Regions from separate parts of the Homo sapiens genome. Here all the other regions are linked to region 1. Evidence: chromatin loops called from intact Hi-C (ENCODE). Cell type or tissue: dorsolateral prefrontal cortex. All regions are shown on one strand.

Region 1 (5,000 bases):
CCTCAGGAGGGCTTGGACATATGGCTGTGGGGAGCAGGAGTCCGGGAGACGAGGGCTTTACAGCGAGGGGTGCAGTGTAAACAGAGAGGCAGCGGAGGGAGCAGAGCACGCCTGAGAACCGAGAGGACAGTCTCTATTCTGAGATTGCTCGTGTGAGACGTAGACTTGCTGGGCTTTCTTTTCCGAGGTTCCTGGCTCAAAGCAGAAGCAGGTGACGCCCTGCCTGCACCTCCAAGCCCTGCACCCTGTCCTAGCTCTGTTTCCTGAGCACCGTGGTCTTCGGGCCTACCACAGACACGCCATGGCCACGTAAAAAAACACACACAACATGACTGAAAGAATGTTGGTCTTCATTTGAGGTAGACAGTGGGGCCCAGTGGAACTGCCTCGGTCATTGGTCCTGCGTCATGCTAAGGTCGAAACTCAGAGTTGCACTCTACTTCCTGAATACCCCGTCCAGTTTTTGTGTTTTAGGAAAAAGACATGCTCTTTCTTATTTCTTAATTAACAGTAGGGTGCTTCTCTCACTTTCCTACAATCCTCTCTACTCTATCTACAAGCATGATACCAAATGCAATAATAACGTATTTAAGAGGGGCCTGCGTGCACGGTGTGTGTGTGCCGTGCCCACGCGTGTATGTATGTGTGTGTTGCCATGTGCCAGCCATTCTGGTGCCTACATATCACCAGCCAAGCCCTGCTGAATCCCCCCAGGGTTTCCCATTGCAACATCCCCAGCTTCATCAAAGAGATTTCTTCAGCTGAGCCAAAAGTCTACCCCCACGTAGCGTACGTTAGCCCACTGCACAAAACAGATCAAATCTAATTTTGTTTGATGCTTCTACAGTGGTGACCACGGCTATCTTTGCCCAACCAAAGTAGATTTCATAGTCAAAAAATACTAGTGGCGTGGGTGATAACAGGAGACAACCCACCAGAGCGGAGCTCCTGCAGCCAGGGAGTGATTTGTTTTTTCCTAATCTTCGGCACTCAGCACCGGGTCTGGGACCACGGCAGAAGCTCAATGAAGCTGAGCAAACGAAGGAAAGAATGAGTGAACAGGCAAATAGACTTCATGGCAGGGAATCATTTCACCTGGACCCACTGTGGAAAGTTGTGACAAGCTCCATCATTCTTGGCATCTGATCAGGGGCTGAGCTAGTGACTGGCTCTGCCTTGTTCTTTCCTTGCCCTGGAAAGCATTTTAGGTTTGTCTCAGGAGGATACCCTTGGAGTCAGACCGGGATGAGGTCTCGCTTTTGCCTGTTTCTCATGCCTTCCTTTAGGTTCTCCCATCCCCACGACTCGGTGCACTGCTGTACTTGCCTTTAAATATCACTGGCTTGGCCTTGCATATTTTCAGCAAGTTGTCAGGAACAGACACTGGTTCTCCAGAGGCCACCACTGGAAAGGTGACTGAAGCTGGTCCCACCAAGCCAACCTGCGGCACGCAGGACATGCCTGCGCTCTCTAGGAACACCCAAGAATATTAGTGAAAACATCAGACAAGGCATCCACCTCTCACATACCTGACATCAGGCCAGCCAGCAAATCTGCTACCCTCTGACCAACGTCCCTGATTACAGGAGCACCAAACTCTTAGAGTCACAGATTCCTAAGGTCAACGGCACCTTTAAGTTCATTCCGCCCATCCTTCCCCCAGTAGTTCAGTCTCCTCTTCGATATCCCTGCCAAGTCATAAATAGCCCCTTTTAAAATTTCTCAAGGATCAGAGAACTCACTATCATACACGGATCCTAGACCTTGCAAAGCAATTTTAACATGTGAGAAAGAGGTCTTTTGTCACACCAAACTCTGCCTCCTTAGAACTCCCTCATCAGTACACACGCACATTCACACTCGTGCGCACGCACACACGCACACATACACACAACTGGCAGCAGCACTACCACCAGTACCCAAGTCTGGAATTCTGGGCAAGGCTGCCATCACTTACCATACTTAGCTCTGTTCCCACCACCTTGGGGGCAGCCACCATCTGGAGCTGATGGAGATTCTGGAGACCACCCTTTGTGGCGTTTTTTGGGGGGCCCGGAGTTTGACAAGATACCTAGACAATATTCAGAGTGTGGATTAGGCTATCACCAGGACAGGGCTCCAATAAAATTTACCCTTGGTTTGGAGAACAATGATCTGTTTTGTTTTGTTTTTTTTTTTCTAATCACAGATTCACGTGGGTTTTAAGGACCTAGTGAAATATCTATGCATAAGGAAATGTCAATTTTTGTAAATGTTTCATTCCGACCTGGACCGGTTCACCCCTCCTTAGGCAACCTGGTGGTCCTCCACTCCCGGGAGGTCACCATATTGATGCCAAACTTAGTGCGGACACCCGATCGGCATAGCGCACTACAGCCCAGAACTCCTGGACTCAAGCGATCCTCCAGCCTCAGCCTCCCAAGTAGCTGGGACTACAGGCACGCGCCACCGCGCCCGGCTGTAAATGTTTCATTCCAAAGTTGTGTGTGTGTCTAAACGATCTCTCTCTGAGCCCGAGCTCCTTCATCTTTAAAATAGGACACTAAATCCTACTCTGAAAGGTGGTTTGATCAGGACTAAAGAGAATGTATGTAGAGTGCTTTGTGCAACGAATTGTGGGGAGCTTGGACCCAATAAGGTAGCCAGAATTACCCACATCATCATCATCTTCACTACCATCATTATTGTTATCGACATATTCCAATACACTTCTGAAGGGCTGGAAGAGAGAAATATGTTTGTGCAGACAGGCGGCAGCAGTATTTGATCCACCACCACAGCTCCACCGCTTGGGGGCAGTACTGATCCACCTGTGCTCCCCTCCCTGCCCCAGCCTGGAAAGCTAATTTCAGACTCAAAAAAATCAAGTACAGAGCAGCGCATCCACTCCAATGAGTCATCCCCGCCCACTCTAGACAACAGCATGCTCATGACTCAAACTATCTTCGTGAATGGTTCAAAATATCAAGAATTGGTTTCCATAGTTTCTTGACTAACCAGACACAAAATTTCCCCTACATGCAGAGATTCATGTCTCAACTTCAACTGTACATTAAACTCAACCGGGAAACTTTTAAAACTCTGTCTGGATGCAATCTCATCCCAAGTAAACCAGAAGCCCAGCATGGGAGCAGGACCCAGGCATCCCAATATCTCAACGCTTCTTCTTGATTCTAACGCACAGCCCGGGTGGAGAAATACCAATCAGAGCAACGGTTCTCCAGGTGTGACCCGAGGCACTGCACAGAACCCCCATGGGCCTATTAAACCTGTGTGTCCCTGGGCCCTGCCTTGACCTCCAGAATCACATCTCTGGAAACGACAGTAAAAAAACACCATCCTTTGTAAGCCAGCCTGGTGATTTTTTTTTTCGAGACAGAGTCTCGCTCTTGTTGCCCAGGCTGGAGTGCAGTGGCGCGGCCTCAGCTCACTGCAACCTCTGCCTCCTGAGTTCAAGCGATTCTCCTGCCTCAGTCTCCCGAGTAGCTGGGATTACAAGCGCGCACCACCACACCCGGCCAATTTTTGTATTTTTAGTAGAGACAGGGTTTCACCGTGTTGGTCAGGCTGGTCTCAAACTCCTGACCTCAGGTGATCCGCCTGCTCAGCCTCCCAAAGTGCCGAGATTATAGGTGTGAGCCAATGCACCCGACCAGCCTGGTAATTTTTAAGCACGCTGCAGGGTGAGAATCATTGCTTTAGAGTCTCTCAAGAGTAAACAAAAAAAAAATTATCACTTCATTTGACTGACTGAAAGTAAACAAAAAGTTAAAAGCATAAAGTACTTTGTTTACAAAGAGCTTTCAAAGCCGTGGGCTCCTTTGGCCCTCCCAACAACCACTGACGCAGCTGCTGCTTTCCTCCTTCCTGTTTGCAGGGATGAGGCCTTAGACTCTGCAAACATCTGTCCCCAATTGCGATGGGAGACCCCCCACAGAGGCTAAGCAGCCAGCTCCTCTAAAAGCTCTACTGAACGACCAAAGGGGACAGGGCTTGGAATTGGATCTCAGTAAGGATTGAAGAGACGCAGATGTTTTCTCACTTTGGGAAGATAACCCTATAAATAGTTCTAAATAGACCCTAAGCCCGTGAGCTCTTCCCAAATGATGTCACCAGGAACTGCTCCCATGGTACCAATGTGGATCAACTATTTCTCAAAATGTCTCTTGGGGAGGTACTATTTGGCATTTTTTGGAGATGACTCATTATGTAGCCTGTTTGGTGCGGGACATTGTGCATCCTGCCCGCTCTGTCCCAGCACCAAATGCCAGTAAGACCCTGGGCCTGGGACAACAAATCCATCCTTTACCAGAACATTTCCTACCCCCGCCCCCAGGGGGCAGCACTTCTCCATTGCGAACCAGTGAGTGACAGGACTCTAGGCTTCAGTAAACTCCATGTGGTATTAGACGCAGTTTCTTAAAAATTGATTTTGAGCTCTCTCCCCAGAGCAGAGGAGAAGGCCCAGGAACTCCGACACTTCAGCTGTGCTCAACGCAACTCAACCCAGCCAGCGTCATGCCCTCTGGCGGAGCTCCCCAGCAGCTGGTACCAGCGGCTCCAAGATGCACATGACCAAGGCGCTGCCCTCGGGAACTGCACAGCGCCGAGGCCCCGATGGCCACATGTGGCTGCGGGACTGAGCCTGGGACGGCTGGGAGCCCCGTGAGCTCACAGGGGGCCCTCCTGCACAGAGCAGGTGCCCCCTGAACTAACCTCAGAAAGGCGATTTAATAGGCGGGTGGAGAGAGCAGCCCAGAGCCGGGACGCAGGCACAGAGCATGGAGACAGGAGGATGGGGCCATGGGGGTGGGGGAGCTCAACTGCCCAGGGTAGCCAAAATAGCAGGGAATGAGGTTCGGCAGGTGGGCTGGAGCCAGATTCTGGAACGGCTCGTGTTCCCCTAGGCAATTTGGAGGAGCTCCATCTCCCACACCCCTCCACGGAGCATGGCAAGGAAAATACAGTCAGTCCCACACAGAAGGCTTCCCAAGGCCACC
Region 2 (5,000 bases), 350 kb after region 1:
TCCGCCTCCGGGGTTCAAGCAGTTCTCCTGCCTCAGCCTCCCAAGTTGCTGGGATTACAGGTGCCTGCCACTACGCCTGGCTAATTTTTTATAGTTTTAGTAGAGACGGGGTTTCACCATGTTGGCCAGGCTGGTCTCGAACTCCTGACCTCAGGTGATCCACTTGCCTCGGCCTCCCAAAGTGGTGACATTACAGGTGTGAGCCACCACGCCTGGTTGATTTTACATTTTTAAAGCTGTCTTCGGTTTGTCCTATTAAACATTTCCTTGAGTATTATTTTTGTTTCTCAAATTGCTGTTTTCTCTATTTCATGATGTTGGTTTTTCTCAAATATTGATTCTTAGTTTTATCTTTTCCCTGTTTGTCTGTGGAAGACTTGTGTTTGCATTGCTTGTTTCTGGGAGGGGTGTGACATACTGTTTGGTAGAATGTACAGATAGGTTTTCTTCAGACATTGTGGTTTCTCTGTCTGTTTGGGGGGTCAGTAGCAACCTGGACTGGTATCTTCTTTCTCTGGTCCCAATGCTACTGCTATAGTCTCAGTAAACTGAATGTCTCTTGTTTATCATGAACAAGGTGATGGGGAAGGGGAGAGAAGAGTTACGCGTCTTCCAAATATGGCTACCAGTGACTCATTCTTTCCATTGATATGGGGCTTATTCCCTCTTCTTGTGTCCGTTGAATCTAGTATCTCTAGATTTTTTTAAATTGCTCCTACCTCCTCTGCTCTTTTCTGTGTGAGTTAGGTGCAGTAGTTTGTTCAGAAAGCTGTTTTTTTTAAATTATAGTGAATTCTTCTGTCATTCTTTCACCTTTAATGTTCCTTATTCCTGTTTGTTTCTTTCTTAAATGTTTCTATTTAAATAGTTTCTTTTGTATTGTGTTCTCCATGAGGGGAAATATTCATTTATGCTTGAATAAGGTACCCATATAAAAATTTTGTCTGATACTGTTTATCCATTACATACGCCTGAGTCTAAAATAAAAGATCTCATAAATTTTAGTTTTGGTTATAAAATAGTTTGCCTTTTTCAATAGTAATAATAGTTTTTTAAATTTTTGTTCTGATTATGATTTTTGGTTTGGGTTTTTAAAAATTTTTCCTTTTCCTTTTGTTTTCCAGCTTTTTTATGCCTTTCAAGATGATAGGTATCTGTACATGGTAATGGAGTACATGCCTGGTGGAGACCTTGTAAACCTTATGAGTAATTATGATGTGCCTGAAAAATGGGCCAAATTTTACACTGCTGAAGTTGTTCTTGCTCTGGATGCAATACACTCCATGGGTTTAATACACAGAGATGTGAAGCCTGACAACATGCTCTTGGATAAACATGGACATCTAAAATTAGCAGATTTTGGCACGTGTATGAAGATGGATGAAGTAAGTAAGCAAATTATTTAAAACGATAGTGTTTTGAGGGACAGAAATAAATGAAATACTTTAAGTCAGGTCTTCATAGTTTTGAACAAAGGTAAATTTAGTTTTCATAACTGTATAGCACCCAAACAAGATATAACCAACTTAAAACATTTCCTTAACCAACTTAAAACATTTCTTTTGTAATCATTTATGTAGCTGTAGAGTACTTATCAAGAGAAATAAAAACTTAGCTTAGTTATCTTCCTCATAGACTGTTGACAAGCATTTGCTACCAATCAAAACCGGTTCATATGTATAATTTAGGTGAAGAAGGACACAAAATCTAAATTAAGGTAAATAGGTATTTTCACCACCATTGTTACTTCTGCATTTTTTTCTTTAAGAGGAGGTAAAAGTAAGTAAAGAAATTTATGTTACAACCTCCTCGTCACTCCCTCTGCATCAACCACACAGAATAAATTTGGGAACATCATCTGTTCCGATGCTTTACCTGTTGATCAATTCATATTATGATTGATAGGTTCAGTGGCATTAACCTCGTAGCTAATTATGATACTGATTTATTTTGGTTGTAAAATTTATATATCTTGCCCTTTTCTCTGTAAGTGTGCAGTAAGTAATTCTTGATGGAGAGGGATCGGTTCTGTTTCCTTTGTATTACCCTGTTGGTCCTAGGAGTCGACTTATAAATGTTAATATATATTGACAGCAAACTGTATTTCATCTTTTGTATGTTTTTTATAACTTTCCAGTATGCTTATAAAGCCAATCTTATTTCTTGGTAGTTACCTAGTCAAATGTTTATTTTGAGTTAAGGTAATTTTCTCTCTACCTCTTAACTTGTTCATGCCACCTGTATGACATTCACTTTTATTGATCATTCTACCTTCATCAGCATTCCAACTTCTAAGCTCATCTCAGATTTTACCTCGGCTTTAAGGTTCCTTCTGATAATCCTGACCTGACTGATCATTCTTTAATGTCATAATGTCCATAATTTCCTCACATAGTCAGAATTTGTGCTATACTTTATGGGCCATTTTTGTCTATCTTAATCTATCCAGCTAGAACTTAATATCCCTATATATTTTTGGTCTTTTTGATAGAGTCTGTTATATTCTGCAACCCTTAATCAATGTTTAATAGGTGGAGTTTTTTATTGTACCCAAAGCTCCCTCTTGTGGTATTTGGTATAATATAGTGTGAAATGATTAACAGTGCAAATTATCTTTAATGAAAATGAAGTATGAAATAATTTCCTAATAGAATGCTAAACTTATGTCTGCTATACATAAGAGAAGATGTTTTTGTGTTGTACTTCCATGAATGTATTGCGATTTTCATTAAACCAAAAACTTTTGGCACTAGGGTACAGACAAATAAATCATACCACATATTTTTAGGGAAGATAAGGGTGGTTAAGGAGAGCAAGGTGTAGAGAAGAAGAATATGGGGAACGGGATAGAATATGGTACCTACAGAATAATTGTATAAGCATGTAAGCAAATACTTAAATTGTCTCTTTATAAGGCAAAGTAAAACATGGCCTAATTTTGTTTACTATTTTTACTTTTATTTATTTTTATTTATTATTTTTAATAAATTTAAAAAATATGGACTGCTTCAAGAATTTGCATGTTATGCTTGTGCAGCGGCCATGCTAATCTTGTCTGTATCATTCTAATTTTAGTATATGTGCTGCCTAAGTGAGCACGGTTTACTGTTTTTAAACTCAGATACAGACAGTTGAGTTAATTATACTCCTTGGTTCATAGTTTATTGTCATGAGTAGTCAACACGAAGGCCTCATCTTGCTTTTATTTTATATTTTCCTCCATTCAGTTTCTGTCTCATTCTGTCTTTCCTCTCCCTAATAGATAGCTAGTATATGTTCACCATACGTTTTTGCAGATTATTAGTATAGTGTACTATATGTTCTTAGCTGGTATAAACAGTATCTTGATATAGATGTCATTTTGTTTGCTGTTGTTACTCAGCATTGTTTTTATATCTCTCCCTGATGTCAGTTAGTTCATTGCTTCTTTCTGCTGCTTAGTATTCCATAGTATCTATCAATCAATTTACCTTATTATTCCTTGGATGTTCGATTTCTAGGTCACCTCCAAATCCCTGCTAACAACAATACTATCTTGAACATCTTTATATATGTCCCATGTATATGCTTACAGGGGGTTCTCTAAATATAAACATAGAAGTGAAACTACTACATCAGAGGGTACATAAAGAAAGAATTGCCCGATCTCCAGAATGGCTGTGAATGTTTCTAACTACTTACTACTAGTACATGAGAGATCTTGTCTCCCCATATCCTTGCTAACACTTACTATTCAGTTCTCTAAGGGTTACCAGTTCCGTTGATATACAGTAGTATCTTTAAACAATTATGTTCATCTTATTGGACTAAGGTTGCCAAGAAAAAAATAAATAAGATTTGTAAAAATTACATTAATCTTTTTTTGTTGTTATTGTAGACACGGTCTCCTCTATTGCCCAGGCTGGAGTGTAGTGGTGTAATCATAGCTCACTGTAGCCCGAAACCCCTGGGCTCAAGGGATCCTCCCTCCTTAGCCTCCTGAGTAGCTGGGACAACAGGCGTACACCACCATGCCTGGTTCATTTTTTAATATTTCATAGAGACAGTATCTCTCTATGTTGCCTAGGCTGATCTCAAACTCCTGGGCTCAAGTGATCCTCCTGCCTCAGCCTCCTAAAATGCTGGGATTACAGGTGTGAGGCACTGTGCCTGACCAGTTATGTTAATCTTGTAACTAATGATGACAAACCTCTCTTCATATATTTGTCAGTCATTTCTGTTTTGTGAATTACCTGTTTATATCTTTTAACTCTTTTAAATTGGTTTCTTGTTCATGTACAGGGATTGCTTATATAATCTAGATAGTGATTCCATAGATATTGCTGATATCATCTTCCATTGTGTTACCCATCTATGCCTTCCTTTGTTTGAATAGAACTCCTTCATTCTGATGTAGTCAAAGGTGTTCTTTAACAAATACTGAACTTTTAAAATGTTGTTTTACCCCAGATCTCCATTCCTCAAGCAATACTAAGGATAATTATACAATGTTTAAGAACAAAAGAGTTTTTTATTAAAAACTATAGTACATTGGATTTATAATTTTCTATTAGTTTTTAACATGAATAGTCTTATTGCAAGTTTAAGGCTCAACACTTCATGTGCCTTTGTTTGATTATTGTTACTATACCAAAGCCATTAGAAATGTCCATAGTTTTGGCCAGCTGTGGTGGCTCACACCTGTAATCCCAGCACTTTGGGAGGCCAGGGTGGGCAGACTGCTTGAAGCCAGGAGTTCGAGACCAGCCTGGGAAACAAGGTGAACCCCCGTTTCTACTAAAAACAGAAAAATTAGCCAGGCGTGATGGTGCATGCCTGTAATCCCAGCTCCTTGGGTGGCTGAGGCATGAGAATTGCTTGAACCCAGGGGGTGGAAGTTGCAGTGAGCCGAGATCGTGCCAGGCCACAGCCCTCCAGCCTGGGCGACAGAGCAAGACCCTGTCTGAAAAAAAAAAAGAAATGTCCATAGTTTTATTCTCATCCACTTACAGAAGGGACTG
Region 3 (5,000 bases), 750 kb after region 1:
GATCTGGCACACCTAAAGCTGTGTATCCGAGTGTGCCGGGCCGGCTCCCTGGGCCCCACCTGCCTTCAGGCCTCCAGCTCTTGCCTGCAGCGACCCCTGGTGGGTGCGCCGGCCTCGTCACCTCCAGGCTGGGGACTGGGCTTCCCCGGAGGCCGCACCTGGAAGGAATACGCCCCGGATAAGGCCCGCGATGGAAACGGAACCCGGCTGGCTCACTGCCAGCGGCCTGGTCAAGAAGGCGGGCTCCGGAGCCCGACTGCCGGGGGTACTTGCCCACCTCACCCGCCTGCCAGCCCTGTGTCCCTGGAGTCCCCAGCCTTTCCACCATCTCAGGCCTGGGATGGAAACAGCACTTCCTGCAGATGGCTTGGGAGGCCTGGAAGGACGGTTCAGGTAAAGTGCACCGCCCGGGGCCGAGCAGCGGCCACAGTACACACACAGGCGCTGGTGCTGCTCCTTGCTGTAGGCCCGCCCCACCTGTTCATGTTCATCAACCCACGCTATGAAATTAGTTCACTCTACGCCAGGCACAGTGGCTCATGCCTGTAATCCCAGCACTTTGGGAGGCTGAGGCAGGTGGATCGCTTGAGATCAGGAGTTCGAGACCAGCCTGGCCAACATGGTGAAACCCTGTCTCTACTAAAAATACAAAAAATTAGCCGGACATGGTGGTGCGTGCCTGTAATCCCAGCTACTAAGGAGGCTGAGGCAAGAGAATCTCTTGAACTTGGGAGGCGGAGGTTGCGGTGAGCTAAGATCACACCACTGCACTCCATCCTGGGCAACAGAGCAGACTCTGTCAAAAGAAAGAACGGAAGGAAGGAAGGAAGGAAGGAAGGAAGGAAGGAAGGAAGGAGGGAAGGAAGGGAGGGAGGGAGGGAGGGAGGGAGAGAAATTAGTTCACTCCACAAACACATCAAGTGTCCCTTGTGTGTCTGAGGCAGGGAAGGGAGGAGACCTGCCTCTTAGTGTTCATAACAAAGAAGGACCTGGACCCTCCCAGGCCACAGGAGCCTCGGCCTGCATCCAGGCCACAAGGGTTTACTAAGCACCCTGTCAGTCCTGCCAGGCGCTCAGGGACCAATGAGATCCCACCTCTGGGAGTCACTGCAGCCCAGAGGGGTGAGGGGCAGTGCCACAGAGAGGCCAGGCCTCCGTGGAAGGAGGGAGGGAGGGTGGCCAGCCCCAGGGAGGGAGGGAAGCCTCACAGGAGAAGGGCACACGTGTCCAGAATGTTCCCTCTCCACAGAGAGGGTCTTTCTCTCCAAAGCACACTGCTGCAGGCAGCATCCGTGGCCCACATAGAAAGAGGCTCGCCTTTGATCCAGCCTGAGAGGTTCCCTTTTTTGTCTCTGCTCAGAAGCGCAGCCTGAAAGGAGAGTGAGGCACTGCCTCCTTTTGAAATCATGCAATTGCTGCTGAGACCCCAAAGAAAGATACAAATTCACTGGGATCTTTCCCCAGATCTGCGTTGCTCTCACTGTAGAAGCTGTTGGGACTTTGCAACAGTATTTAGAAAACACCTAATGCCCAGTTTAAATCTTCTTCAGAAGTCTGGGGATGGGGGAAGGGAGAGGAAATTATTTTAGAATTCCGCTTCCGTGTGGCAACATCCAAAGATAAGAGAAACACAGAGAGCACTGGTGGGACCTGGGAGGAGGCAAAGATTTCTCTAAACAAGCGTCTGGGGCTTCCAATAACCAGACACTGGCTGCCACTTCAGGGTCTTGGCACCTCGAGCTCCAAGCTCCACTTCCAGACACTTGATGGCTTCCAGCCCTGGGGATGTCATTTAACCTTTCCAGGCTCGATGTCCACATCCACTTAACTTCATACATCTCCCTGCAGAGCCCACTATACAGCAAGTACATGCCCTGGAATCCAGGCCCTGCCTCCGGGAGTTCCAATCTGTGTATGGGTATAAGAGGGATGTGTCTCTATTCATAGGGGCTTACAAGGCTGGTGCCAACCATACTGGCACTCTGGAAACTTCTGAGAAGGGGCTCAAACATGTTCTGAGGAGAGGGCCCAGCCGCCTCTACCTGGCAGAAGTCAGGGAATGAGCCCGCTGTGGGTTTTTGAGGTTCTGGGGGCCACTCCCCTTGGCTGTGAGGCTTATTACCCCACTGTGGTGATGGACTGAAAACCCCCAGAGGGGGTGGGGACACACCAAGCTCAGAGACACAGCAGCAAAGTGGGGGCCTGAGAAAGCTGCCTCCCAGGCCTGCTGATCGGGAAATTCCAAACGGGAAAGGATGATTAACAACTGCGGGAGCCGGAGGAGGGGAGAGGAGAGGGACCGGACAGGGAAAAAGACCCCAGATCCTGGGCCTGCCCGAGGGCAGGAGCCAGCCTGGCCAAAGTGAGACTAGAGGCCACACAGACATGGGCCCCTTCCGCGGAACTGGCCTGTCGAGGGAGCGGGGCTGTCCCTGACACAGAGCCTGGGCTCTACATGGACACCTGTCCAGGCAGGGGAGGGGATGCTTTCTGACTGCTCTGCCTCTGGGAAATGGGGACTCCTGGCCTTTCTCCATGCCCCAATATCATCTGTGAGCTCCCTCCCACCCATCACTTGGCCTTTTAAGGAGAGTGACCCCAGAGGGCTGGAGTTCTGGGAGCCTCCAGAGTCCCGGCTTCTGCGGGTCTCAGTGGCTGGGGGGGCGGGGGGTGGGACCAGCGCTGGCCTCGACCTTGCCTTTTCTGCGTCCGCCAAATGTCCCTGGGGGCCCAGGTGATCCTCACCGCCTCCTTACCCTGTTCCTGTGGCAAGCCACAGCCTGGCCTCCAAGCCAGCTGCCCCTCCCCTCAGGAGATGCCTCATCTGGGGTCGCCCTCTTCTGCCCTGGACCCGACCTCCTGGAAGGAAGACCGAGGCGGGAGATGCTGACTGCAGGATTCAGCCAGCCCAGGGCCTGAGCCTGGGCCCTTCGGTCCACCACAGCCCCGATTTTTTAGTGTAAATATTGTATCTAAGTACAGCACATACAGAGAAAAGCGCACGAGTCCTGAGCGCACAGCTCAAATCCCACACGCATCCCCGCAGCAGCCTGCGCAGAGCAAGGGCAGAGCGCCCCCTTGCGGTCACTTCCTGTCACTACTCAACCGAGGGTGCCCGCTGCAAGGTTAGGTCTCCTGGCCTCGTGCTTCAAACAGGAATTAATAGAATCCCACCAGGTGGTGTTTGTGAGGCGTAGATGGCGAGGATATCTGCAGCTGCAGTTTGCTCATTCTCACGGCTGCACTGCATTGCACTGTGTGAGCAGAACACAATTTATCCTTCCACTGCTGATGGGCATTTGGGCGGTTTGCAGTTTGGGATCTGGCCAGTTCTGCTGTTGTGAGCATTCTTAAGCCTGCCTTTCGGTGAATTCACACGCCCGTGGGGTGAGTATGTGCCTGGGGTTGGGATGCTGGGTGGGTGTGTTCCAGTTCAACATTGCTGGCAGGATTGTTGTCTATTTCACTCCCCGCCATATTCCACCACCTCGAATTGTGCCTGGAATATCATAGGTGCTCAGTAAATATCTGTTGAAATGAATTCTCTCCTCTTTTTTTTTTTTTTTTTTTTTGAGACAGGGTCTTGCTCTGTCACCCAGGCTGGAGTGCAGTGGCACCATCATAGCTCCAGGGGACCCTGGCTTGCCCGCCTCTGCCCTCAGCGCCCAGCAGAGAGCCTGGCACATGAGGAGAGAGAGGTTTGAGGGGAGAGGAAGGAGAGGACATTCACACCCCATGACTGGCTGCCCAAGGCAGGACAGCAGGGGTCCAGGAAGGTGGCTGGGAGGAGGAGGATGACTACGGCCGGGAGCTGGGTTCCGCTTGGAAACTGCATCCTGTCAGGCCCTAGAATCTGTCAGACACACAATCACGCGATGAAGGAGACGTTGGTATCAATTAACTCGTGTTCAGTGAAGGCCAATCCTGTCCAGTGAGCAGATTACTTGTGTCTGCCAGGCAGGGTGTGGAGGCGAGGGGCACATCGTAGCTGGATCTGAAAGCTGCTTATTGCACCCAAATCAGCAGCTGACGACACCTCCCATTCAGGCTACCCAGAGGTCTGACCGATGACCTGCCCCTGCCCCAGGATGTGGGGCTGCCGGGTGAAACGCAGTCTTAGCAGCTGCAAGGGAGGGCTCCAGCCACCATGCCAGAAGAGGCTTACAGGGAGAAGGAGCCGGAGAAGTAATGTGACCAGTGCCGCTGATTCTTAGTGAGCTGAGCAGTTTTGTCAGGTGGGGGCCACCCTCAGAAACAAGCCAGCCTGCGTTTCCCCGAGTCAAGAGAGTGCCGTAGACTACAATGTGCACGGGCCCGGGAGGAGGGCAGCGCCACAGCCCTGGCCACGGGGTCAAGGGGAAGGCTAAGTAGGTGGGGGCAAGTGGTCACAGCGCTCATCAACGCCCGCCCTATCACAGTAGACTCATCTGCGGCTCCAAGTGCCAAGGGTGAGGCCAACCCAAACCCACTGCAGTCAAGGAATCCCGGAAAGAGAGAAGGGGGGTCTCACCAGCGGCTGGAAGCAGAGCGGAGTCCGCTGCGCTCCCACAAGGGCCCTCCCCGCCAGCCCCTGTGGCTCAGGGACAGTGAGGGGCTGGGCCGGTGCAGGAGGGAGCTCATTTCTCCCTAGGAGGGAGACAGAGAGGCTAAGTGGGGAGGAACTGAATGTTCTGAAAAGCTGACGTGGCCAAGCGCCCAAGGAGACCACAGAAGTGCCCCGTGTGCCTCCTGAGCCACCAGCCGGCGGGGGTGGCACCAGGCAGACCTCAGCTCCAGCCCACTCTGCGCAGGTGGAGTCCCCGTGTGTCCAGGGGCACAGCCACGCCCGCGCAGGGGGTGACCCGAGGGCCTGGAGGGGCAGTTCAGTTCAGCTCTAAGTCTGAGGCCACATTCTCCCTATTTCCTTGAACTAATTTCTCACTTTAACTGAAGACTTAAGTATCTCCTACAAAATTGCTTTGCCCTCATGGGCTGGGTTTTGGATTTTATTTTTGAGAGAG
Region 4 (5,000 bases), 85 kb after region 1:
GAAATTATCTTCCTAAAAGATACAAAACAGCATATAAAAACAGCACCTTGGCCAGGTGCAGTGGCTCATGTCTGTAATACCAGCAGTTTAGGAGGCCAAGGCAGGTGTATCACCTGAGGTCAGGAGTTCGAGACCAGCCTGGCCAACAAAGTGAAACGCCGTCTCTACTAAAAATACAAAAATTAGCCGGGCATGGTGGCACGTGCCTGTAGTCCCAGCTATTTGGGAGGCTGAGGCAGGACAATCGCTTGAACCTGGGAGGCAGAGGTTACAGTGAGCCAAGATCGCACCACTGCACTCCAGCCAGGGCAACAGAGAGAGATTCCATCTCAAAAAAACGCAGCACCTTCTGTCTTTAATGAGCTGGGTCATGGTAACTCGGAGATCTGCAGCAAATGTGTCTAAAACATTTCAGGATCAAGAATCCCACCTGCCCTCTCAGGCCCACCCTTCTGCCTCTCAGCTCCCCACCACCACTGCTTCGATGTACTCAAAATACCTATGACATGACATTGATAAATGCAAAGTCAGTAGGGAACACAGCTGATTAAAGAGTGTCCCTCCAGGAAAAAAAACTGAATGTGTTCACTGGCCGAAGCTGCAGTACTCAGTTCAGGTCCCATGGGTGCCCAGATGATGGATCCCTGATTCCTACCCTCAAGGGACTGGGCAGTGGAGGAAAGACAGAGCTTGTCACTACCTCATGTAAGACCCTGAGAAGGGACCCTGGCTCTGTACCACATTAAAGTCACATCATAGCTTGAACTGGGGAGTGAAATGGTGTCTCCTGAACTGCTAACCTTTCTCATATCTCATTTAACCCAACTGCAGTTTGCCTGTCACTCTCTCCACTTTCTGTTTCGTTTCTTCTGCCATTCCTCTTACTCTGACTTGCTCTCACAGAAATGCCGCAGTTGGTTGGGAATCTTACCATTCCCTGCTGTCAATATGTAAAGTCCCCATTATTTGCTTATGAAAACTGAGTAAAGCTCTGTGGTTCCGCTTTCCCAACTGCTGAAACCATCTTCCCTAGTAAGTAACAGTCCGTTACTTGAAGGATACATTTAAGCCTTTCCTGTAAATCAAGTAGGTAATTTTATTTGCAACATTTTTGTTGCTGCAATAAGAATACTTTACTAATTGGGGCCAGCCCAATGGCTCATGCATGTAATCCCAGCTGGGATGCCAAGGCGAGTGGATCACTTGAGGTCAGGAGTTCGAGACCAGCCTAGCCAACATGGTGAAACCCTGTCTCTATTAAAAATCAAAAAAAAAAAAAAAAATGGCCAGGCACAGTGGCTTACGCCGGTAATCCCAGCACTTTGGGAGTCCGAGGCGAGCAGATCACCTGAGGTCAGGAGTTCAATAGCCTGGCCAACATGGTGAAACCCCATCTCTACTAAAAATATAAAAATTAGCCAGGCGTAGTGGCACACGCCTGTAATCCCAGCTACTCAGGAGGCTGAGGCAGGAGAATCACTTGAACTCGGGAGGTGGAGGTTGCGGTAAGCCGAGATCACACCACTGCACTCCAGCCTGGGCAACAGCGTGAGACTCCGTCTCAAATAAATAAATAAATAAAAGTTTTAAAAAACTAGCCAGGCATGGTGGTGCATGCCTGTAATCCCAGCTACTCAGGAGGCTGAAGCAGGAGAATTGCTCGAACCCGGGAGGCAGAGGTTGCAGTGAGCTGAGATGACACCACTGCATTCCAGCCTGGGTGACAGAGTGAGACTCCGCCTCAAAAAAAAAAAAGTATACTTTACTAATCAGAAAGGGCAACAATACCATTTCAATTTTTTTAAAGCAACAATTCTATAATATAAAGAAATTATGTAAAAGGATATCTGATATCTGCAGATACTAAAATTTGAGTAGTAGAATGCTTACAGTAATGACATGGGTACAGGTTCCTAGCAGACCTACAGCAAAGTTATATGTACAATATGATAGCCTTTTTTGTAAAATGTGCATATCTACATTAAAAGGATATGAAGAATCTCCCAAAATGCTAACAACAGTCATGTCCAGGTAGAGGAATTTGTTTTTGTTTTGTATTCTTCCATGCTTTATAAGTTTTCTGCAATTAACACATGTAATTTTTGAGATGTAAAGAAAGTGATTTTTAATTACTTTCATCAGATAAATAAATCAACAAATTTTCCTCAGAACAAAAGAGACTGATGTAAGTAGCTAATGCAAATATTATTGATCTGCTCTTGCCTGAAATTAACAGCACAGTAGAAGCTAAGCTCAGGGCTCTATTCCCCATGGAGAGAGACCCCTTACACAGTCAGGGCAAAGGACATGGCCAGATAACAGTGTTTAGACATGTCTTTGATGTTTTCAGCCTTCATCCTGAACGGCTGACCAGCGGAAACAAAAGATCATTCTCGTAGCACTGGCTGCAGCCGGCCTGTGTGTGCCCACCCCTTGCTGTTGCTGTTTCCCAGGCTGACCCCTGCACCCACACACAAAGACCTCATTTGCAGCATGGTTAGCAGTGTCAAACATTCTCTCCAGATTCAGCCATTGAAAAGACATTTCCTTTTTTCCAAACCAGCTTTGTGTCTTCATGACCCAACTGGAGTAAGAATGGAGTTTTGGAATGAAATAAACAAAAAAGACAATCTGCCTTCCACAATTAATAATAATTCTGTGTTTATGGGGATTGCAGATACATGTTGCTTATCTGTGCTTTTTATGTTCCACCCCCCCACCACCAGGAACATGTTTGTGTAATTAAGCATTTTAAAATCATAACCATTTTTTAAAATGAAAACCCACACTTCCAAAATAGCACTTGAGTTCCACATGTTCTCTGCATAGGTTTTTAAGCAGCCAGCAGCTGCACGCCACATTTGGGGCTGGGAGAGATGTCACAGGGGCTGACAACTGAAATCAGTCAGCAGTTTCGGTGAGTCTGCAGCTGACAGAGGAGACAAAACGGGCACCCAGCCCAGTCATGCCCGTGCCTACCACAAGGTCAGCTCCACCCGTGGGTCAGTGTGCCCCAGATCAGCCCAGGACGCCAAGTGTCACCACCCTCTCCCCAGGCAGGCAGGCTGCCCAGCTGCCCAGCAGCAAAACTGCATAGGAACTCAGACTCCCATCACCTGGCCAGCTTGGCTGTCCCCTGACCCACGTCCCCACCTCACTGCCCCCCAGTTCTGACTCACGGTGTCCCGAAGCTGAACACTCTTTGTGGTCCTCTTGAAGCCTAGAATTAGCTATGTGAACATCGGTGAATATCATAATTTATTATGCAAACTTTAGGTACTGTTGTGTCCCTATATATTTGACTTGGTAATAAAAAGCAGGAATTCTTAAAATCTTAAAATAAATAAATGCAAAGGCAATCCATTGTAGGAGAGACAGCTTTTTCAATAAATGGTGCTGGAACAACTGGGTATCTACAGGCAAAGAAATGAACCTTGACCTAAACCTTTTACAAAACCTAAACCTTTTACAAAAATTAACTCATAAAGGATCATAGACCTACACATAAAACATAAAACTATAACACTTCTGGAAAAAACAAATTTTTTATGATCTAGGCCTAAGGAGTTTTAAAATTTGACATCAAAAGTACAATCCATAAAATAAAAAGTGGATACATTGGACTTCATAAAAATTAAAATGTTTTGCTCTGCCAGGAGGTCGAGGCTGCAGTGAGCCGTGTTCATGACACTGCATTCCAGCCTGGGTGACACAGTGAGACTCTGTCTTTAAAAAAAAAAAAAAAAAAAAAAAAAAAAAAAAAAAAAAAAAGTTTTGCTCTGCAAAAGACCCTGTTAAGAGGATGAAAAGACAAACTAAAGAATGGAAGAAAATGTTTGCAAACCACATATACAACAAAGGACTAGTACTTAGAATATATATATTTTAAAACTTTCAACACTCAATAGTATAACAAAGCAAAAGAAGTGAATTAGAAAATGGGCGAAAGACATGAAGAGATGTTTTACTGAAGAGGATATACAGATGGCAAATAAGTCACGAAAAGATGTTCAGTGTCATTACTCAATAGGAAAATACAAATTAAAACCACAATATGACATCACTATGCATCTATCATAACAGCTAAAATAAAAAACAGTGACACCATCAAATGCTGGCAAGGACAAAGAGAAGCTGGATCCTCACACATTGCTGGTGGGAGTGTGAAATGGTACAGTCACTTTGGAAAACTCTTTTATAGTTTCTTACAAAATTAAAAATACAACTAAAATAAGACCCAGCAATTGCACTCTTGGATATTTATCCCATAGAAATTACAACATATGTTTACACAAAAACCTGTACACAAGTGTTCATATCAGCTTTATTCATAAGAGCCAAAAACTGGAAACAACTCAGATATCCTTCAACAAGTTCATGGTTCAACAGACTGTGGTCCATCAATATCATGAAAGACAATTCAGCAATAAAAAGGAATGAACCACTGATACTTAAAACAACCTCGATGAAGTTCCAGAGAATTACAATGAGTAGGAAAAAAGAAAAGTCAACCTCAAAAGGTCACATACTATATAATTCCATCTATATGATATTTTTGAATTGACAAAATTATAGAGATAGAGAACAGATCACCAATTGCCAGGGGTGGGAAAGAGAATTAACCACAGCTATAAAAGGGCAGTACAGGCCAGGCGTGGTGGCTCACATCTGTAATCCCAGTGCTTTGGGAGGCGAAGGCAGGAGGATCACTTGAGGCCAGGAGTTCAAGACCAGCCTGGGCAACAAAGTGAGACCCCATCTCTACCAAAATAATGTTTTTAATTAGCCAGGCATGACAGTTCGAGGCTGCAGTGAGCTATAATCACGCTACTGAATTTCAGCCTGGGCAACACAATGAGACCCCAACTCAAAAAAATAAAAAATAAATAAAAGAGCAACATGAGGGGTTTTTATCAGGGTGGAACTATTCTGTATCTTGACTGTATCAATGTTGCCATAGTGTATGATAGTTTTGCAAAATGTTATCATTGGGAGAAACT
Region 5 (5,000 bases), 110 kb after region 1:
CCATACCTTAACTAATTAATACAATGACTTTGAGAGAAACCATTTAATCCTATTTTTGAATATCTATAATGAATTTTAGAAATGCATAAACTCCTACCAACTAAGAATTCATTAGTTGGTAGAACTAATTAATGTAATTCTTTTCTCAGCTAAGAAAACAAATGAGATTCGATGAAAAGTTGTTTATTATTTTCTTATTTAATGAATCACCTCCCCGCTCCTAGTTCATTGATTTAAATACAAGCACACAAGTACAAATGATTATGTTTTTCCTGGAACCTGACCCACTTGTTTTATGTCTTTATTGAACTTGAACCAAAACTTGGAAAAGTCATTTCAAGATAGTTTCTTAAATGAGCTGAATTAGCCCGGTTTAAAATGTTGACAAGAATGGGGCCGAGCTAAAAAACTTTGGTGGCCAACCTGTAACTTGCAAAGGAGCCGTCTCTCTCCAAGCCCATTCAATAAGCAGAGGCCTTCCCCAAAAACGGCGGGGTGGGCAAAGCAGTTAGAGGTGGCTCTCTTCTGACCTTTGTGTCTTTGCCAGCATTATCCTAAAGAATCTCTCTCTCTCTCACACACACACACACACACACACACATTGTTCTCTCCCTCACACATACACATTCTCACACACATTTCCCCCTTACGTGTCTTACGTAACGGTGCATGTGCTATGCATGTTGATTCCGTACACATATCTACTTCCTTAAATGCATGCAGTACTCGTGCTTCAAGCATACACATGGCTCTTTTTCACACATATCCATACTCTCACCCACAAACACGCTTTGTCGCACAAACAGTTCTCTGCTGGATACATATGGTCTGTTTGCACCTGTATTTCTGTTTTGTGCAGACCCAACACTTCTCATACCTTTTTCTTTCTACCATCCACACATTTTCACACCCCTCCACCTAGCTTGCTTAAATTGTCCCAAAATGTGGATGGGAAGGTGCATTCGTTTGCTAGGGCTGCTATAACAAAGTGCTCCAGACGGAGGGGCTTAAGCAATAGAAATCTATTGTCTCCCATTTGGAGGCTAGAAGCCCGGCATTGAGATGTGAGTAGGTTGGTTCCTTCTCATGGCTGTGAGGGAGGATCTGTCCCAGACTTCTCTTCTTGGCTTGTAAATGGCTTTCTCCCTGAGTCTCTCCACATTGCCTTCCTTCTATGCAAATTTTTTTTTTTTTTAGACTGAGTCTTCACTCTGTCAGCGAGGCTGGAGTACAGTGGCATGATCTCAGCTCACTGCAACCTCCGCCTCCCAGGTTCAAGTGATTCTCCTGCCTCAGCCTCCTGAGTAGCTGGAATTACAGGCATGCAGCACCATGCCCAGCTAATTTTTGTGTTTTCAGTAGAGACGGGCTTTCACCATGCTGGCCAGGCTGGTCTCAAACTCCTCACTTCAGGTGATCCATCCGCCTTAGCCTCCCAAAGTGCTGGGATTACAGGCATGAACCACCATGGCTGGCCCCTCTATGCAAATCTGTGTCCAAATTTCCTCTTGTTATAAAGACACACCAGTCATTTGGGACAGGACTTGCCCTAATTACTTCACTTTAGTTTGATTACCTCTGAAAAGATCCTCTCTCCAAATAAGGTCACATCCTGAGGTACCAGTTAGAACTGCAACATATGAATTTTGGAAGGGTCCTGGCACAAATAGGACACAATTTGACCCATAGCAGTAAGGTTCGGGTTTGGCTTGTTTCTGAGTGAGGTTTAGACCAGAAATACTAAACTCCATCTTGATCAGTAGTAAATCTGAAGCCTAGATGTGGCATTTCCTCATTAGAAACCTTGAACTCAAATCCAACTGCACCCCTCTCCCCACCAAGGGAGGGGGTAAGGGAGGGGATAAGATCCTCACCTGGATCTTATCAGGAATACTGGTCACCCAAAATTCAAGGGCTCCATTCAATGGACTCCCTAAGGTGAAAGTGCGCCACCTGGTGGAGAGCACTTTGACTTCACTACACATTTGCAAATGATTGACCAGCTGGTAGCAGCACTACCAAAAGCATCTTGGTTGACATTAAATATTAGATAAAACAGAGGAAGGAATCAGGGGGGCAAAATGAATTTGATGCAACCAATATAGTTCATGGGGTAGTGCCTGAGACGTGAACATTTAATAATCAAGAAGACATTATCTAACAAACTAGATAGTATTTGCATAGAATTCAAGAATAGAAGGTAGTAATTCACCTCTGATGGAACTTTCTTTAAAAATCTGGGTGCAGTGTGGGTGCACACTAGACCTGGGCTCCCAATAACCAAAGAAGATGAAATTATATAAACGTTTGAATGGGAAGAAACTCTGTTGTTCCAATAACATACATAGAAATACACCTTTCTGTCAGGTGTGTAGCAACATTTAAGGACCACCTTCTTGATCTCTAATGGCAGTTACAGAACAAATTACATAGGACAAGAAAACACAAAGGGTAGAAAACAATATCACAGTGGATGTCTGTACCCATCACACTTAACCTCGTCATCCGATTTCTCTTTTTCTCCAAAGAACACCTCTTGGGATTTCATTCTTTAAGGCACGTGATAGTGTGTAATATACACGAGGTACATTATATACATGTTTTGTTGTGTGTTTGTTGTTTTCTGAGACAGAGTCTCACTCTGTCACCCAGGCTGGAGTGCAGTGGTGGCATCATGGCTCACTGTGGCCTTGGTCCCCTGGGCTCAATTGATCCTGCCACCTCAGCCTCCCAAGTATCTAGCAGTACAGGCGTGCACCACCACATCCAGCTAATTTTTGTATTTTTTGTAGATATGGGGTTTTGCCTTGTTGCCCAGTCTGGTCTCAAACTCCTGGCTCAAGCGATTGGCCCGCTTCAGCCTCCCAAAGTAATCCCAAGTAGCTGGGATTACAGGCATGAGCCACCACACCCAGCCTATATACATATATAATATACTTGAATGATTGTAATGTGTCCCAAAATTCATATATACATTTCAGTACCACGTCAGACTTTAAGCTAAAATGATTGAAAACCTTTAATAGCACCAGCAAAGAAAACTACTGTTCTGGCAGTTAGCAGCCTTTGATATAGAGCTTCTTTCTATCCAAAAGAATGTGGATTCTTTTGTTGGAGAAATGTGTTAATACAAATGAACAATGCTGTTTCTTAAAAGCTGAGTGAAAATTTATTTGCTTTATCATAGTTCCATACCTTTATCTCTTGCTAGAAAGAGTTAAGGTAAATTGGTAGGATAATCTATGGAGGACAATTTGGCAATTGCCAATGATCAAAATCACCAATGCATGTATCTCTGACCTGGTAGTTCATTTCTAGCCATTTATCTTTTAGAAATACTCAACCTTAAATGAAGTAACATCTGCACAAGATTATTCTATATTCAGTGTTATTTATAGTAGCAAAATATCGGAAATAACCTAAGTGTCCAGTCTTGGGGTACAGCATGGTTAATTTATGGTGTATACACACAATTCAATACTGTGAAGACATAAAAAAGAGTAAGAAAGGGCCGAGTGTGGTGGCTTATGCCTGTAATCCCAGCACTTTGGGAGGCCAAGGAAGGCGGATCACCTGAGGTCAAGAGTTCGAGACCAGCCTGGCCAACATGGTGAAACCCTGCCTCTACTAAAAATACGAAACAGCAGAGTGTGGTGGTGGGTGCCTGTAATCCCATCTACTCAGGAGGCTGAGGCAGGAGAATCACTTGAACCCAGGAGGCGGAGGTTGCAGTGAGCCAAGATTACACCACTGCACTCCAGCCTGGGCAACAAAAATAAAACTCCTTCTCCAGAAAAAAAAAAAAAGAGTAAGAAAGGTATTTATTGCACTGACAGAGAGCAATCTGCAAGGTATTTTGTTAGGTTGAAAGAAGGAAAAAAATACATTACTAGTGCACTAAAAGGGGGAAGGATAACGTAGATGAACATTTTTGCATAAATATTCTGCAAGAATATCTGAGAAACCAACACAATGATAGTCTCCAAAGAGAGGACATTACTGCCGAGAGACAAGAGTGAAAGGGAGATTTTTCACTGTTACTCTTTTGTGTCTTTTGAATTTTGAGCCATGTAAATATACCTCTTCAAAAAAAAATTTAAAGTTTTTTTGTTTGTGTAATTTGCCTTGACCAAAATTTCTCCAAGGTCTAATGATATTTAAAATTTCTTGGTATCATGAGCCTGAAGCCAATATGATGTGATAATTCTCTGATATTTGACTACTTTCTTTCTATTTTAGGAGAAGGTACTGTAATTTTTTTAATTATGTAAATGATACATGACTACTTAGCAAAACAAAAGATTTTAAGCTTGTTGACTGTATTCCTCTTTCAACACAATTAATTCAAATGAATTTTTGTAATATATACCCCTACCACAGAAAATGCAAAAGAAAAATTGAAATGATTCATCTGAATTATTACCAATGAAACTTTGGTAATTTTTTTTTTTTGAGACACGATCTCACTCTGTTGCCCAGGCTGGAGTGCAGTGGTGCAATCACGGCTCACTGCAGCCTCAAACTCCTGGGCTCAAGTGATCCTCCCACCTTACAGCCTCCCAAATAGCTGGGGACTACAGGTGTGTGCCACCATGCCTGGTTAATTTTTATATTTTTTGTAGAGATGGGAGTCTTATTTTGTTGCCCAGGCTGGTCTTGAACTCCTGGGCTCAAGCAATCTGCCTGTCTCTGCCTCCCAAAGTGCTGGGATTACAGGTATGAGCCACCATACCCGGCCTGGTAAAATCTTTAACAAATTGGCCAGGTGCGGTGGCTCATGCCTGTAATCCCAGCACTTCAGGAGGCTGAGGCGGGCAGATCACAAGGTCAGGAGATCGAGACCATCCAGGCCAACATGGTGAAACCCTGTCTCTACTAATAATACAAAAAAATTAGCTGGGTGTGGTGGTACACGCCTGTAATCCCAGCTACTCAGGAGGCTGAGGCAGGAGAATCACTTGAATCCAGGAGGCGGAGATTGCAGTGAGATGAGATGGCGC

The links. Peaks named below come from ENCODE experiments on the same cell type or tissue, not always from the same donor. Only the 100,000 strongest peaks of a DNase experiment are listed, where the experiment ranks them.
Region 2: it touches region 1 in a loop (4-fold over the local background); 23 of 110 quality-filtered maps call a loop at or near these places.
Region 3: a loop joins it to region 1, with 3.0 times the contacts of the local background. A loop is called at or near these places in 23 of 110 quality-filtered maps.
Region 4: a loop joins it to region 1, with 5 times the contacts of the local background. A loop is called at or near these places in 22 of 110 quality-filtered maps.
Region 5: it touches region 1 in a loop (9-fold over the local background); 104 of 110 quality-filtered maps call a loop at or near these places.

Annotation. Positions count from the first base shown.
Region 1 is chr2:11,582,232-11,587,231 of GRCh38, reverse strand. It overlaps GREB1 (growth regulating estrogen receptor binding 1), which reads right to left. Exons shown (of 33, transcript NM_014668.4): 8 at 1,958-2,071; 9 at 1,327-1,470. It also overlaps the pseudogene RN7SL674P. Among named protein-coding and RNA genes, the nearest start is that of MIR4429, 44 kb to the right of the region's middle. RefSeq lists a silencer at 2,727-2,816 and an enhancer at 4,195-4,489. In dorsolateral prefrontal cortex, CTCF peaks have their summits at 2,562, 2,781 (motif pointing right), 4,134 and 4,334 (motif pointing right); DNase peaks (open chromatin) are centred at 2,432, 2,821 and 4,331; H3K27ac peaks cover 2,675 bases.
Region 2 is chr2:11,232,087-11,237,086 of GRCh38, reverse strand. ROCK2 (Rho associated coiled-coil containing protein kinase 2) reads left to right here. Exons shown (of 33, transcript NM_004850.5): 5 at 1,125-1,385. It also overlaps the pseudogene RNU6-1081P. Among named protein-coding and RNA genes, the nearest start is that of SLC66A3, 79 kb to the right of the region's middle. In dorsolateral prefrontal cortex, a CTCF peak has its summit at 2,569 (motif pointing left); no DNase peak of the experiment used is centred here.
Region 3 is chr2:10,830,589-10,835,588 of GRCh38, reverse strand. It overlaps a transcript of PDIA6 not described here. Among named protein-coding and RNA genes, the nearest start is that of PDIA6, 20 kb to the right of the region's middle. RefSeq lists enhancers at 1-324, 3,959-4,459. In dorsolateral prefrontal cortex, CTCF peaks have their summits at 99 (motif pointing left), 2,890 and 3,092 (motif pointing left); DNase peaks (open chromatin) are centred at 98, 1,278 and 3,068; H3K4me3 peaks cover 1,248 bases; H3K27ac peaks cover 2,440 bases.
Region 4 is chr2:11,496,743-11,501,742 of GRCh38, reverse strand. It overlaps a transcript of GREB1 not described here. Among named protein-coding and RNA genes, the nearest start is that of E2F6, 33 kb to the right of the region's middle. RefSeq lists enhancers at 766-935, 1,975-2,760, 2,761-3,546. In dorsolateral prefrontal cortex, no CTCF peak of the experiment used is centred here; DNase peaks (open chromatin) are centred at 2,412 and 2,962; H3K4me3 peaks cover 1,278 bases; H3K27ac peaks cover 3,970 bases.
Region 5 is chr2:11,475,064-11,480,063 of GRCh38, reverse strand. No RefSeq gene overlaps it. Among named protein-coding and RNA genes, the nearest start is that of E2F6, 11 kb to the right of the region's middle. In dorsolateral prefrontal cortex, CTCF peaks have their summits at 1,728 and 1,957 (motif pointing left); a DNase peak (open chromatin) is centred at 1,953.